Linked DNA regions of Homo sapiens: region 1 is linked to region 2. The links are chromatin loops, found by intact Hi-C in ENCODE. Cell type or tissue: natural killer cell. All regions are shown on one strand. Links, peaks and the distances in the headings refer to the core of each region. The heading gives the core; the rest is flanking DNA.

Region 1 (8,337 bases), core at 70-8,069, 660 kb before region 2:
ATGAGAAAGATTTCTCACCTTCTTTATTTTTTCTCTTATCCTAGATTCGAGAGATTTCTCACCTTCTTGACACTAGTGCGAAAGTAGTCCAGTAACAACATCACCAGTTCTTTCTTCTTTCACTCTGCAAGCAATGAGATGTCTGCCTTCTTATCTACAGCCAGTATCTCCTGCTTTTTTTTTTTTTTTTCTTTGATACAGAGTCTCTGTCACCCAGGCTGGAGTGCAGTGGCACGATCTCCGCTCACTGCAACCTCTACCTCTTGGGTCCAAGAGATTCTCCGGCCTCAGCCTCCTGAGTAGCTGGGACTACAGGCACGCACCACCACGCCCGGCTAATTTTTGTATTTTTAGTAGAGACGGGGTTTCACCATGTTGGCCAGGCTGATCTCGAACTCCTGACCTCATGGTCCACCCGCCCCGGCCAAAGTGCTGGGATTACAGGCGTGAGCCACCGCGCTCGGCCATCTCCTACTTTTCTATGCAAGGGTTTCTCATCATTGGCACGACTGACATTCAGGACCTGGTATTTCTGTTAGAGGGAGTAGGGCATTCTATACTCTAACCACTAGATGTCAGTAGTATCCCGGGTAGTGGTAAAACCAAAGGCGTCTCCACAGGTGGCACAATTGTCCTTGTTAAGAATCAAAACGTGCCTCACTCATAGGTGGGAATTGAACAATGAGATCACATGGACACAGGAAGGACATCACACTCTGGGGACTGTTGTAGGGTGGGGGGAGGGGGGAGGGATAGCATTGGGAGATATATCTAATGCTAGATGACAAGTTAGTGGGTGCAGCACACCAGCATGGCACATGTATACGTATGTAACTAACCTGCACAATGTGCACATGTACCCTAAAACTTAAAGTATAATAATAAAAAAAGAAAAAAAAACGTGCCTGGCGCCGTGGCTCACGCCTGTAATCCCAACACTTTGGGAGGCCAAGGCGGGTGGATCACTTGAGGTCAGGAGTTCGAGACCAGCCTGACCAACATGGTGAAATCCTGTCTCTACTAAAAATACAAAATTAGCCAGCCATGATGGCTAATTACAGGCTTCATACCTGTAATCCCAGCTACTCGGGAGGCTGAGGCAGGAGAATTGTTTGAAGCCGGGAGGCGGAGGTTGCAGTGAGCCGAGATCGCACCATTGCACTCCAGCCTGGGCGACAAAAGTGAAACTAAGTCTCAAAAAAAAAGGGACCCAGCGTGGTGGCTCACGCTTGCAATCCCAGCATTTTGGGAGGATGAGGCAGGTGGATTGTTTGAGCCCAGGAGTTCAAGACCAGCCTGGGCAAACATAGGGAAACCCTGTCTCTATGAAAAATACAAAAATTAGACAGGCGCTGTGGCATGCACCTGTAGTCCCAGATACTTGGGGGGCTGAGGCAGGAGGATCACTTGAGCCCGGGAGATCGAGGCTGCAGTGAGCCGTGCACTGCAGCCTGGGTGACAGAGCAAGACTTGTCTCAAGAAAAAAAAAAAAAAAAAAGGCATGATACTGGCATAAAAATAGAAACTAAAGGAACAGAACAGAGAGCCTGGGAATAAATCCAAACATATATGATGAACTAATTTTCAATAAGGGCACCAAGAGGACAAAATGGGAAAAGGATAGCCTCTTCCGTAAATGCTGCCAGGAAAACTAGATTTCCACATGCAAAAGAAGGAAATTTGACCCTTATCTTACGCCATACACAAAAATCAACTCAAAATGGATAAAAGACCAAATATATATATATATATTTTTTTGATATTACACCAAAAGATCAGACTACAAAAGCAAAAATTAGTAGACAAATGGGACTACATCAAATTAAAAAGCTTCTACATAGCAAAGGAAACAATCAACAGAATGAATCGGCGATCCACGGACTGGGAAAAAATATTTGCAAACCACATATCTGATAAGGGGTTAATATCCAAAATTTATAAAGAACTCTTATAAATCAATAGCAGAAAAACAAATAACCTGATTTTAAAATGGGCAAAGGGTCTGAACAGACGTTTTTCCAAAGAAGGCATAAAAAAGGCCAGCAGGTATATGAGAAGGTGCTCTACATCACTAATCATCAGGGAAATGCAAATTAAAACCACTGTGAGATATCACCTCACATCCTTAAGGAGAACTATCATCAAAAAGATAGGAGAGGCCGGGCGCGGTGGTTCAAGCCGGTAATCCCAGCACTTTGGGAAGCCGTGGCGGGCGGATCACCTGAGGTCGGGAGTTCGAGACCAGCCTGACCAACATGGAGAAAGCCCGTCTCTACTAAAAAGACAAAATTAGTTGGGCGTGGTGGTGCATGCCTGTAAGCCCAGCTACTCGGGAGGCCGAGGCAGGAGAATCGCTTGATCCCGGGAGGCGGAGGTTGCGGTAGCTGAGATCTCACCATTGCCCCCCAGCCTGGGAAACAAGAACGAAACTCCATTGCAAAAAGAAAAAAAAAAAGGAAAAAAAAGATGAGAGATGAATGTTGGCGAGGGCATCAAGCAAAGTGAACCCTAGTACATTGTTGGTGGGAATGCAGACTGGTACAACCTTTGTGGAAAACAGTATTCAGGCTCTTAAAGAAATCTACAACAGAACTACTATATGACCCAGCAATTCCTCTTTTGAATATATGCCTAAAAGAGATGAAATAATCACCTCATAACGATGTCTGCACTTTCATTTTCATTGTAGCATTATTTACAATATCCAAGTTACGGAAACAACCTGAATGTCCATTGATGCTCACATGAATACGAAATACAAAATAGCAGCTATGTAGTCTGAATAATATTCTATCTCTTTTGTATTTATATATGATGTCAACATTAATATCATATAATATTGATATATATTTCATATTATATTAAATATTAATATAATATGTTGTATATAAATATATACCTATTACATAATAGATATTCCCATTATGTTATATATCATGTAATATATTATATGTAATATATGTATATAATATACTATATGAAATACATATTATATATTATATGTATTATTATATGTATATATGCTATATATTATGGTGTATATATTATGTATTATGAAATATATATTACGTTATGTAATATAGATTATATATTATATATGAATATCTTATATCCATATATATTCCATACATACATTTTATATGTGTGTGTATATATATATATACGCACCATGGTCCATCCCCTCAATAATATATTTTCCAAAACCTCAAATTTCCTTCTCTCTGTCTTTTATAATACCTGCCCTGGATAATACTAACCATCTGTCTCTCCTGCCTATATAATTCTGCCCCTACTGGTTACATGGGAAGCCTTGGTTTCCTAAAGTGTTGAGATTACAGGTGTGAGCCACTGTACCCAGCCTGATTCTGGAATTTTGTATATGCAGACTCCTCCTGCTAAAATAATATATATTATATATAATATATATTCCATAATATATATAACATACATACATATATTATTTTAGCATATATTATATAATATACGGTAATAATACACATAATACATAATTATAATAAATATGATATAATATATATTCCATTGTATAAAACATATAATATATATAACGGAATATTATTCAACCTTGAAATAGAAGGAGGTCCTGACATTTATCACAAGATGGGTGGACCTGGAGGACATTACGCTAAGTGAAATAAGCCAGACACAAAAAGAAAAATATTGCATGACGTCACTTACATGAGGAACTTTTTTTAATCAAGAGAGACAGCTCAAATACACAGAAATAAAGAATGAGGCAGTTGGGGAAGAAAATGGGAAGATGTGGGTCAAAAAATACAAAATAGCAGATATGCAGGATGAACACCACACAGGTGATGGTGATTTTACGCCCTTCCCAAGGTGTCATTCAGAGGCACGTGGTCTCCATCTGACCCTCACTGGTGATATTGATTTGATCACCTGGTCCAGATGTTGTCCAATTTCTTCGCTGTACAATTTCTATTACTTTTTCTCCATTCCAACATACGAGCAGTTTATAGAGAGGCATTTAAGGCAATTCAAATATTCTGCTCGTCATGCAAATGTCCCCCAGTTGTGTCATGTAGATGACAATTCTTGCCTGATTCAACCTTTACCACTACGATGGCTACAAAATGCTGTGGGTTGTGGTTGAAAATTTGAGTCTTGAGTAGAAATTGGAGAAATATGCTGGACCGTCAGATTCCACCGGGGCACGGCCGCCATGCCAATCCAAACTTCAAAACTACAATTCCCAGCATCCTCTCCGCCCCGCTTCCGTATTAGACGCCGCCAATGAAGTCCCGCGAGAATTGGAAGGCGGCAGTGAAGCGGAAGCCATTACTCTCTGGAGTCGATTGCCCCGAGACACATGGGCCAAGGAGGGGTCAGCGGCGAATTCTTTCGGCCTGTTGGGGACCCCTCGTGTCCCCACGCCAGACTGGACCTCCCGTATGAACTTCTCTTCGCATCGGCGGCGGCTTCCGTCACCTCCGCTCCCCCGATCCTATTCCCAGTCGTGTAAGCCCTGCTTTCCTTAACCCTTCTCCCCCTCAGTTCCAGGGGTCACGGGAGGCCTATCTGGCGGTGAGGACTAAGAGGGTACGAGGGTCGGGGGCTAAAGAGCTAGGCATCCAGACGAGGGGTGCGTTTAGATCTCGCGATCAGCGATATGAAAAGCTGGGGACGCGAAGGATAAAATTGGACCATTGCAGCTAGTGATGAGAGAAGCATTGGTCACCTGATCCTGAAAAGCCCTAAGTCTCTGGTGGGGGCGGAAAAGCCCGGCTGAAGTGAATTCAAGAGTTTGGGGGCAGTTCAGGAGATTGGGGGGCGTCAGGATTTGGACATCGCGAGGAGAAATCACCTTCTTTCTGCGCTGTAGTCAATTTTATCTCGTGAATGTCAGCACATTGGTGTTCTTATTAGCACTTACCTTGAGTACCTTTTATATTTTTAATTTAAGACCTTCTGGTTGCACTTTTTTATTTATTTTAATTTTAGTGGACTCTTGTAAATAGCCTATATGTATATTTACTATTCAGTTCAACATTTTGTTAATTAACTTGAGTTAGTCCAGTTATACTTATCGTGATTATTAATATTTTCCATTGAATTTTACCGTCTTATTTTGTGGTGTGTCCTTTCCTATGCACATATTTTAACACTGGAAAATAGGACATACATGCAAAAAAAGTATGATTACACACACACGCAGACTTACACACACTTAAAAGGACAACAGTAAAGCGAATTTACAAACCAGGCCAAGAAAGAGATTATTAAATCTCAGAAAGCTGTGTGCCTCTTCTAAACTGCATCCTCCTCTCCCACCAATACTGTCTCCGTGGATTTGACTGCGTATACATCTTTTCCAGAAAATATATTTCCTAAATTTTGGTAATTATTTGTGAATGAACTCAGGCGCTTCAGTATTTTTGGAAACAATCTTTTTCTGTATTGATTCAAGCACACCTTTGTAATTTAGAGATTTCTAAATATCTTGTAGATGAAGTACTTACACCTAGCCATTCTTTTTCAGGAATGTCATGGCTTAAATTCTAGTCAGTTCACCAAATTCCACATACTGGACTTTTGTTTTCAAGTTGTGGTGAATCTATATTTGAACTTTGGGAATATTGTCGTTTTTATGCCATTGAGTTGCAGTTAATTGATTTACATCATTTATTTACATCTTCTTTAATGCCTTTCAATAAAGTGTTTTTTGTTGTTGTTGTTGTTTTTTCCTTTTTGAGATGGAGTCTCACCCTTGTAGCCCAGACTGGAGTGCAATGACAATCTCGGCTCACTGCAACCTCTGTCTCCCTGGTTCAAGCGGTTCTCCTGCCTCAGCCTCCCGAGTAGCTGGGAATACAGGCACCCACCACCACACCCAGCTAAATTTTGTATTTTTAGTGGAGATGGGGTTTCAACATGTTGGCCAGGCTGGTCTCGATCTCCTGACCTCAGGTGATCCACCGGCCTTGGCCTCCCAAAGTGCTGGGATTGCAGGAGAGAGCCACGATGTCCGGCTCAGTAAAGTTTTATAAGTACCTGCAAAAAGGATTTAGGTTGTTTTTGTTATATTTATTCTTGGGAACTTTGTTTTTTGGTGCTCAGAAAAGTCTAACTTTTGTGTAGTTTGTTGGATGTTCTTCGTAGACAAGGAAAATGTGTACAATTCAAAAGGAAAATACAAATATTTATTTTATACAGACGATAAATTGTCTTTTTTGTTTGTTTGTTTGTTTGTTTGTTTTTTGTGCTGGACTGGGTGGGGACTTCCCTTGTCATTGACTGGAGTTTGGATGGCACACTCTAGGCAAGCCTGTTTGTTTTCTGATCTTAAAGGGAATTGTCATTTGTGTCTGCCGAAGGCTTTTCTGTCGAATAGTTTTTATTAGGTCAAGGAAGCTCCCCTCTTTTCCTACTTGAGTTTTTCTTGTGAATTGCTGCAGGCTTTTAACAAGTGATTTTTTTTTTTTTTTTGCCATTATGTATCTGTTTATTGATACATTTTGTATCTGTTTGATACAAAATCTATATTGATAGTTTTGTATCTGTTTATTGATACATTTCTAGTACCTTAAATTATGGCACTCAGTACTGCTGTGTAACAAATTAATGAGTGAATAATATAATTTTTTTTCTATCCTGTAGTGTGGCAAATTAAACCAATTGATTTTCTCTTGTTACATTGAATTTGTATTGGTAAATAATTTGGAAAGGACATGTTACTATTTGTTACTTTTGGCTTCGGTTTGCTAATACTTTGTTTGGTGTTTTTGGATCTATGCTTGAGTGAAATGTTCCTTTTCTGTTTCAGATTTATGCCAGCCTCATAAAATGGGATGAGAAGTGTTCTGTTTTCTAAACTCTGGAATGTTTTGCATAAGAATAGAATATTTTGTTCCTTAGAACGGGAGTGGTACCTGGAAAAACCATTTGGGTCTGGAGTTTTCTTTGTGGAAAGTTTTAAAGCTATTGTTTCTGTTCTTTTAAGGTTTGTGGGGCATTCAGGTTTTCTGTGTTGTTATGATGAGTAAAATTTCTTTAGGAATTTATTTATTCCATCTGAGGTTTAAATCGTATAGTCAGGGTTGTTCATAACATACTCAAATTTTTAATGCTTGCTGCATTTGTAATGTTATCCACTTTTTTATTTATAATAATTATATGTTGCTTTTTACAAAAATAAATTCCATCAGAATGTTGTCAGTTTTCTTCTTAAAGAACTTCTGGCTTGATTGAACCACTTTATGATATATATGTTTTCTATTTTATAACTTTCTGATTGTTATCATTTTCTTCCTTTTTGGGATGTTTCTTTCCAGTTTCTTATGTTGAATGCCTGTCACATCCCAAAGAATTGCAGTATCATACTTTATTGTATTTTAATTATAAATATCAAATATCATGGCTTCTTTGGCATGCAGATTTAGAATTTTTTTCTTTTAATTTTCATTTCTGTGACTTTTTTTCTGGTTATCTTTTGGTCATTGTTTGCCAACTGCATTGCTCTGTGGTCAAGCATTTTCTGAGACAAACATGGCCCCATGAGTGCTGTCTCATCATGTTCAATCTGCACATAGTTATTGAACTGCCTGCTTAAACTGGATTTGTGAGAGCTCTGGTGGTGGCTTCATCCATTTCTCCTTAGAATTCTGTCCCCCCTTTTTTTTTTTTAATTTTTGTGTTTTCCTTTTTTTTGAGGCTGTGTTTTATACACACAGGCACACACACACACCTCTTTTTGGATTTATAACTTTTTATTATGTAATACTTCATTTTTCTCTATGAGCCTTTTTGCCTTAATCTATTCTGTCTGATACTAACATTCAAACCAGCTTTCTTTTTTTTTTTTTTTACTTGCCTTATATATCCTTTTATTTCCATTCTTATTGTACTCTTTTTTCTTTCTTTCTTTCTTTCTTTCTTTCTTTTTTTTGAGACGGAGTTTCACTCTTTTTGCCCAGGCTGGAGTGCAATGGCGCGATCTTGGCTCACTGCAACCTCCACCTCCTGGAATCAAGTGATTCTCCTGTCTCAGCCTCCCAAGTAGCTGGAAGTACAGGCGCATGGCACCACACCCAGCTAATTTTTTTATTTTCAGTAGAGATGGGGTTTCATCATATTGGTCAGGCTGGTCTCGAACTCCCAACCTCAGGTGATCCACCTGCCTTGGCCTCCCAAAGCATTGGGATTACAGGCATGAGCCACCGCGCCCGGCTCTTATTGTATTCTTATATTTTAGATATCTCTTGTACGTAGCATATAATTGGATTAATCTATTCTGTGAATATTAGTATTTTAGTTAAAGCATTTATTCTGTTAGCATCTTCTGTATTAATATATTTGAAT
Region 2 (8,337 bases), core at 142-8,141:
CCCTCACCGAGTCCCCGCCCCCGCCTCCCCCTCACTGAGTCCCCATCCCTGCCTCTCCCTTACTGAGACCCCGCCCTCGTCTCTCCCCTCACGGAGACCCCGCCCCCGACTCCCCCTCATCGAGTACCCGCCCCGTCTATCCTTCATCAAGTCTCCACCCCCGCCTCTCCCTCACCGAGTCCCCGCCCCCGCCTCCCCCTCACCGAGTTCCCATCCCTGTCTCTCCCCTCACCGAGACCCCGCCCCCGCCTCTCCCTCATCGAGTCCCCGCCACCGTCTCTCCTTCATCGAGTCCCCTACCCTTCCCGTCATCGAGTCCCCGGCCCCGTCTCCCCCTCATCGAGTCCCCGCCCTCTTCTCTCCCTTCACTGAGATCCCGCCCTCTTCTCTCCCCTCACTGAGGTCCCGCCTCTGACAGCCCCTCACCGAGTCCCCGCCCCCCGTCTCTCCCTCACCGAGTTCTCGTCCCAGTCTCCCCATCACCTAATCCCCACCCCTGTCTCTCCCTTACGAAGTCCCCGGCCCCCGGTTCCCCTCACCGAGACCCTGCCCTGTCTGTCATCGAGTCCCTGTCTCCCCCTCACCTAGTCCCTCTTCTCTCCCCTCACCGAGTCCCCGCCCCCGTCGTCCGCTCACCAAGTCCCCGCCCCCGTCTCCCCCTCACCGAGTCCCGCCCTCTTCTCTTCCCTCACCGAGTCCCCGCCCCCGTCGTCCCCTCACCGATTCCCGCCCCCGTCTCCCCGTCACCGAGTCCCCGCCCCCGTCTCTCCCCTCACCGATTCCCCGCCTCCGTCTCCCCTCACCGATTCCCGCCCCTGTCTCTCCCTCACCGAGTCCCCGCCCCCGTCAATCCTCTCACCGAGTCCCCGCCTCCGTCTCCCCTCACCAAGTCTCCGCCCCCGTCTCTCGGTCACCAAGACCCCACCCCCGTCTCCCCCTCACCGAGTCCCTGCCCGGGTCTTCCTGCCTCCACGTGGCGAAGCCGCACCTGAAGCCCCACCTGGTCGCAAAGGCTGGTGCAGGGGAAACCGTTGGTTCAGCTGCGGTTCCTGGGAAGGGGGTGCCGCTCTGATCACGCGCACTTCTGATTCCCCTCTCGGGGCTCGGAAGCGGCTGAGGGCTCTGGACCCGGTCTCCGAGGCGTGAGGCGGTGGGAGGGTCGGCGGCCGCGTCCTCCACGACCCTGGGGAGAAGTCCCAGTTTCCGCGCAGCCGACAACGGTTGGACCCCGTCCCTCCGGCTTCACTGGGCACCGTGGGGGCAGAACCCGGCGGCGGCTTGGGGTGGGGGCGGGACCACGATGGAGGGAGTCTGTTGGGCGGGACCTCGAAATGCCTCTGCTCGCTTTCCTCTGCATTCATGCGGCTTGTACGAGGATGCGCTGTTTCCTGGTGGTTTGTTATACGGCAGTAGATAACTGATACATCTCTCTTCACTACTTTGTTTGCGTTTTTATAGGTCAGGGTCTTCCTCTGTCGCACAGGCTGGAGTGCAGTGGCTCGATCACGGCTCACGGAAACCTCCAATCCCTGGGCTCAAGCGATCTTCCCTCAAATTCAACAGTAGCTGGAACTACAGGCTCGTGACACCACAGCAGGCTAATTTTTAAATTTTTCGTGGAGATGGGAGGTCACACTATATTGCCCAGGCTGGTCGCGAACTCCTGAGCTCAAGCGATCTTCCCTCTTTGGCGTCCCAAAGAGCTGAGATTGCAGGTATGAACCACCGCACCGGGCCCATTCTCAACATCTCTCAACAAACTGATAAAGAGCATGTAAAAAAATCTACAGCTAACATTGTAGTGAAATACTGAAAACTGTTCTAAGCTCAGGAGTACAGCAACGATGCCCACTCTCACGAATTCTATCAAGCATTGTAGTTACGGCCACGCGCGGCTCACGCCTGAGATCCTAACACTTTGGAAGGAAGATCGCTTTGAGTTCAGGAGTTTGAGACCAGCCTGGGCAAGATGGCAAAACCCTGTCTCAATTTTAAAAAATACAAAAATTAGCCAGGCATGGTGATGCATGTCTATAGTCCCAGCTACTTCGGAGACTGACACAGGAGGATCACTTGAGCCCGGAGGCAGAGGTTGTAGTGAGCTGAGATGGCAACATTGCACTCCAGCTGGGGCGACAGAGGAAGGCCCTGTCTGAAAAAGAAATTGGAAGAAACATTATCTACATTTCTTTTCTGCCATTATTTACAGACAACATAATTGTCTAAGTGGGAGATCCAAAAGAATCTAAATTGTTACACATAATGTGCGGGTTAGCAAGAATAGTGGCTAAAAACTCAATATGCAAAGATAATTGTCTTGTCTCTCTCTTTTTTTTTTTTTTTTTTTTTTTTTGACGGAGTCTTGCTCTGTCGCCCAGGCTGGAATGCAGTGGCTTGATCTTGGCTTGCTGCAACCTCCACCTCCCTGGTTCAAGCGATTCTCCTGCCTCAGGCCCCTGAGTAGCTGGGATTACAGGCGCATGCCACCACGCCCAGCTAATTTTTGTATGTTTTTAGTAGAGACGGGGCTTCGCCACGTTGGCAAGGCCGGTCTGGAACTCCTGACCTCAGGTATTCCGCTGGCCTCGGCATCCCAAAGTGCTGGGATTACAGGCGTGAGGCACCGCACCCGGCCGACTTGTCTCTTTTAACAGCAATATTACAACAGCAATAAAATAAGTAGAAATAAATACAACAAAAAAGTATGCAATATCTCTTCCGAGAAATTTGTAAACTACTATTGAAAGAAATCAAAGATGACCTAGATCAATGGATAGACCTTCCTTGTTGATGGATTAGAAGTTTCAATATAAAGACTTGAATTCTTCTTACTTAATATAGAAAGTTAACAAGTTTTCAGTCAAAATAACATGTTTGATGAGGAACCTGATCTACTTATAATAAAATGTATGTATGTGGAGGTACAAAATACTCCTGAAGAACTGTTGGCACTTACCCTACAGACATTAAGAAATAGAAAGACAGGGTCGGGCACGGTGGCTTACGCCTGTAATCCCAACACTTTGGGAGGCCGAGGCGGGCGGTTCACCAGGTCAGGAGATCGAGACCATCCTGGCTGACACGGTGAAACCCCGTCTCTACTAAAAATACAAAAAATAGCCGGGCGTGGTGGCAGGCACCTGTGGTCCCAGCTACTCAGGAGGCTGAGGCAGGAGAATGGCATGAACCCGGGAGGTGGAGCTTGCAGTGAGCAGAGATCGTGCCACTGCACTCCAGCCTGGGCGACAGAGCGAGACTCCGTCGCAAAAAAAAAGACAGTAATATTGGTGTAGTGGTAAATAAATTAAACCAATAAATAGAATAGAAAGCCCCAAAATACACCCTTATGAATGAGGTGTGTTCTTGGCCATTATGAATAATGCTGCTATAAACGTGGGTGGTCAAATATCTTTTTGAGAGCCTGTTTTCCATTCTTTTAGATATATACCCAGAAGTGGGATTGCTAGACCATGTGATAATACCAATTTTAATTTTTTGAACCACTGCCATACTGGTTTTCATAGCTGCTGCACCGTTTTATAGTCTCACTAACAGTGCACAGGTGGGCCAGGTGTGCTGGTTTTCATGCCTGTAATCCCAGCACTTTGGGAGGCTGAGGTGGATGGATCACCTGAATTCAGGAGGTCAGGACCAGCCTGGCTACATGGTGAAACCCTGTGTCTATTAAAAATACAAAAGAATTAGCTGGGTGTGTTGAGTCCCAGCTACTTGGGAGACTAAGGCAGGAGAATCGCTTGAACCCAGGAGGTGGAGGTTGCAGTGAGCCGAGATCTCGCCAGTGCACTCCAGCCTGGGCAACAGAGCAAGACTCTGTCTCAAAAAAAAAAAAAAAAAAAAAAAAAAAAAGAATTCACAACACAATGACTGTGTTAACAATGTTGTTGAAGTTCATCCTAAGTTTGGTAATTGGGGTGGCCATTTGTGTTAACTAATTGCCTTTATCCAAATGAAAAATAAAAATTCTTATATCCTTTTGGCAAGCAGGCAGTTTTAGCTTATAAGCAGGTGCCTAAGGAAATAGAAGTGTGCTACTGATGCAGGTAAGTGCCATCATTGGGGATTCACCCAGGAAAGAATTCAACTGGTGGTGCTACACAAGGATCTTTCATTCACTCAGAGTTGCTTTTTCCAGAGTACAGCTAAAACCTATGCAGTGTGCCCAGAATCAGCATTTTGTGCTGTTGGCTAGCTATAGTTATACTCACTTTTAATTACATGCAAATTAAGGGGTGTGCCATGCAGAACTTTCTAGAAAGGAGGCTATAACTTCCAGGTGATTGTTGTGGAAGTGAATGGTAACTTTCATGTTGTTGCCATGGTACTTATCAACTGTCATGGCTCTGGTAGGAGTGTCTTACCCTAACAAGCAAGGAGAGCAACTAGAGATGGCTTTTGGTGCCATCTGCTGGTTCCCGGTGGCTTCTTCACTTTATCCTGTTGGGACCAGGAAACAAAGTAAGTCCTACCCAGTCTCCTACCTCACTATGGTCTGAAGGTTGTATGTTGTGTGTGTCCTGCCTCCACACCACCACTCCGCAAAGCCAAATGCTTAAATCCTAACCGCAGAAGTGATGAAATTAGGATATGAGGCCTTAGGGAGGTGATTAGATCATGAGGGCGGGGCCTTCGTTAATGGATTTACTAGCAAGTTTGTCCAAGTCGCCTTATTTTGTTGTTGTTGTCTTGTTTTGTTTTGTTTTAGACTTGTAGCAGCCTGAAGCCATGGTTTTTAGTTTCTGTTTCTAGTGATAAGTGGAAAAGAGGGATGAGGAAGAGGCTTTGCAGGCCCAACCAGAAACAAAAACTAACAACCCATAACTGTATTCTTGAACACCCCTGTATGGGATTGGCCGTGGAGACTTTCTCACCCCTTCTATCATGTGATTATGAGGTATGAGGTAGGAAATGTCTTTGTGTTTAAGGAGGGACTGTTCTGAACGTCCATGCTGATTCCCACTGAAGACGTTAAACTCTAGAGTCTGTGGGAAAAGGAAGAAGCTTAATTGAATGTCTTTCTTTTTTCTTTCTTTTTTTTTTTTTTTTTTTTGAAGCTGAGTCTCACTCTGTTGCCCAGGCTGGAGTGCAGTGGCGCGATCTCGGCTCACTGCAACCTCCACCTCCGGGTTCAAGTGATTCTCCTTCCTCAGCCTCCCGAGTAGCTGGGATTACAGGTGCATGCCACCACACCTGGCTAATTTTTTATTTTTAGTAGAGATGGAGTTTCACCATGTTGGCCAGGCTGGTCTCAAACTCCTGACCTCATGTGATCTGCCCGTCTCAGCCTCCCAAAGTGCTGGGATTACAGGGGTGAGCCACCGCGCACGACCTGAATGTCTTTTTTTTTTTTTTTTTGAGACGGAGTCTCACTCTGTCACCCAGGCTGGAGTGCAGTGGCGCGATATCGGCTCACTGCAACCTCCGCCTCCCAGGTTCAAGCGATTCTCCTGCCTGAGCCTCCCGAGTAGCTGGGACTACATGCACCTGCCACCACGCCCAGCTAATCTTTTGTGTTTTGTTTTTAGTAGAGACGGGGTTTCACTGTGTTAGCCAGGATGGTCTCGATCTGCTCACCTCGTGATCCACCCGCCTCGGTCTCCCAAAGTGCTGGGATTACAGGCGTGAGCCACCGCGCCTAGCTGAATGTCTTTCTTACGAGCCCTGGGTACTGGGCTTGAAACCACCTTTGCAAAAATTATAACTGAGAAACTGATTACAGGGAAAGAGATCTGACCAAACTAACTGCATCTTGCTTCTAACCTCCACACTGTCCTTGTTCATTCCTGGACATAGGCCAAACTAAGTTTGGGATGAACTTAGTTTATAGTTTAACTTTGAAACAAAAACAACAATAATGCTTTCCCAAAACAAACCTCCTTTTCCCTGGAGACTAGACTGCCTTTGCAGGACTAACACATTAGCCACAGATAAGGAATTATGGTTTAGGAGTCATGCAGCTGGTGGGTGCAATATTCTGGACCTCCCCAAATTGCTCCTGGGGATAAAATCACTATCGTAAAACCTAGAATCAGTGCTTGAGATATTTTGCAGACCCTGTGTTTCAGTGCACAAGTTGAGGCCACCTAGATGGATAAACCGGCTCATCTGGTCTTGTGGTTCCCACCCAGGAACTGACTCAGAGCAACAGGACAGGTTCCACTCCCTGTGATTTCATCTCAGACTCAACCAATCAGCACTTCCCACTTTCAGACCCCCTATTATCCTTAAAATTATCTCAAATTATCCTTAAAAACCACGATCTCAGGCCAGGTGCGGTGGATCACGCCTGTAATCCCAGCACATTGGGAGGCCAAGGCAGGTGGATCACCTGAGGTCAGGAGTTCAAGACCAGCCTGGCCAACATGGTGAAACCCCGTCTCTACTAAAAAAAACAAATAGAAAAATTAGCCAGGCGTGGTGGCGGCCACCTGTAATCCCAGCTACTCGGGAGGCTGAGGCAGGAGAATCTCTTAAACCCAGGAGGAAGAGGTTACAGTGAGCTGAGGTGGCGCCATTACACTCTAGCTTGGGTGACAAGAGCGAAACTCTGTCTCAAAACAAACAAACAAACCCCCTGATCCCAGAGTTTTCAGGGAGACTGATCTGAATAATAGTAAAATTTTGGTCTCCTGTACGGCTAGCTGGCTCTGCATGAATGAAACTCTTTCTTTATTGCAATTTCCTGTATTGGTAAATCAGCTCTAGGCAGTTAGGCGGTTACAAGCTTGGTAACTCATGCCTATAATCCCACACTTTGGGAGCCCACGGCAGGAGGATCGATTGAGGCCAGGAGTTAGAGCCAAGCTTGGGCAACATAGTGACATCCCATCTCTACAAAAAGAAAAAAAAATAGCTGACTGTGGTGGTGGGCGCCTGTAGTCCCAGCTACTGAGGAGGCTGAGGTGGAAGAATCACCTGAGTCCAGGAGTTCCATGCTGCGGTGAGCTATGATTGTGCCATTGCACACCAGTCTGGGTGACAGAGTGAGACTGTCTCTAAAAAAAAGGAAAAAAAAAGAAAGAAAATCCATCAGCAGATAGCTCTTGGATCTACCTTCACTTTAGCCTCAGACCATGCCACAACCCCTCTGTTCTCCCCTGCTACCAACTTTCCAAACCACTTTCTTCTCATCGGGATTATTGCCTTAACTTTCCAATTACGCTCCCTGATTCTACCTTTGATTCCCAAGAGTTGTACAAATGACAGACAGATATTCTTAAAATATATATCAGATAATATTGCTCCAGTAGCTCAGACCCTTCTATGACTTTGCATTGCACTCATAGTAAAACCCAAAATGTTTAGTTGTTCTCATGGCCCCATATGATCTGACTGATAATTGACTTCCTTCCTGCTAGTCTCCATCCTACCCAACTCACTTAAACCATTTCAGACACAGGGCTTCTGCTGTTACAGAAGCATTGTCCTGCCTTCCTGCCTCAGGGCCCTTGCACTTGCTGTTCTGTCTTTCCTCAGAAATTGACAGACATCCCCTAAATTCCTTCAGTCATTTCCTGGAGATGAAGTGGAAATACTGTGTGTAGATGACTCTGAGTCCCAGTTTTCTCATCTGTCAAACTGTTGTTCCATCCCCATCCCAGCTTGGAAAAGGCTTTTTTTTTTTTTTTTTTTTTTTTTTGCTGGCCCCTTGCTCTGTTGCCCAGACTGGAGTGCAGTGGCACGATCTCAGATCACTGCAACTTGAACCCTCGTGAGTTCAAGCAATTCTTATGCCTCAGCCACAGGAATAGCTGAGATTACAGGCGAGCACCACCACACCAGCTAATTTTTGTACTTTTTTTTTTTTTGAGATTGAGTTTTGCTCTTGTTGCCCAGGCTGGAGTGCAATGGCACTATCTCGGCTCACTGCAACCTCTGCCTCCTGGGTTCAGGCGATTCTCCTGCCTCAGCCTCCCAAGTAGCTGGGATTACAGGGGCCCACCAACACACCTGGCAAATTTTTTGTATTTTTAGTAGAGATGGGGTTTCTTTTTTTTTTTTTTTTTTTTTTTTTTGAGATGGAGTTTCACTTTGTCGCCCAGGCTGGAGTGCAGTGGCGCGATCTCGGCTCACTGCAAGCTCCGCCTCCCAGGTTCACACCACTCTCCTGCCTCAGCTTCCTGAGTAGCTGGGACTACAGGCGCCCGCCACCACGCCCAGGTAATTTTTTTGTATTTTTAGTACAGACGGGATTTCACTGTGTTAGCCAGGATGGTCTCAATCTCCTGACCTCGTGATCCGAGCACCTTGGCCTCCCAAAGTGCTGGGATTACAGGCGTGAGTCACTGCACCCGGCCAAGATGGGGTTTTATCATGTTG

What was found. A loop is a pair of places that touch in the nucleus more often than their neighbours do. Peaks named below come from ENCODE experiments on the same cell type or tissue, not always from the same donor. Only the 100,000 strongest peaks of a DNase experiment are listed, where the experiment ranks them.
Region 1: it touches region 2 in a loop (9-fold over the local background); 59 of 110 quality-filtered maps call a loop at or near these places.

Annotation. Positions count from the first base shown.
Region 1 is chr19:9,136,096-9,144,432 of GRCh38, forward strand. It overlaps ZNF317 (zinc finger protein 317), which reads left to right and starts at 4,302. Exons shown (of 7, transcript NM_020933.5): 1 at 4,302-4,497. RefSeq lists enhancers at 3,965-4,064, 4,115-4,324. In natural killer cell, for the core only: CTCF peaks have their summits at 564 (motif pointing right) and 771; DNase peaks (open chromatin) are centred at 586 and 4,266; H3K4me3 peaks cover 1,631 bases; H3K27ac peaks cover 1,004 bases.
Region 2 is chr19:9,791,934-9,800,270 of GRCh38, forward strand. LOC100505555 (a long non-coding RNA gene) reads right to left here and starts at 1,247. Exons shown (of 2, transcript NR_148545.1): 1 at 1,001-1,247. LOC124904635 (a long non-coding RNA gene) reads left to right here and starts at 1,129. Exons shown (of 3, transcript XR_007067134.1): 1 at 1,129-1,220; 2 at 1,459-1,715. RefSeq lists silencers at 1-265, 606-755, 4,340-4,529 and enhancers at 639-1,139, 1,140-1,640. In natural killer cell, for the core only: CTCF peaks have their summits at 4,431 (motif pointing left) and 4,638; DNase peaks (open chromatin) are centred at 368, 748, 1,318, 4,398 and 1 weaker place; H3K4me3 peaks cover 1,243 bases; H3K27ac peaks cover 2,305 bases.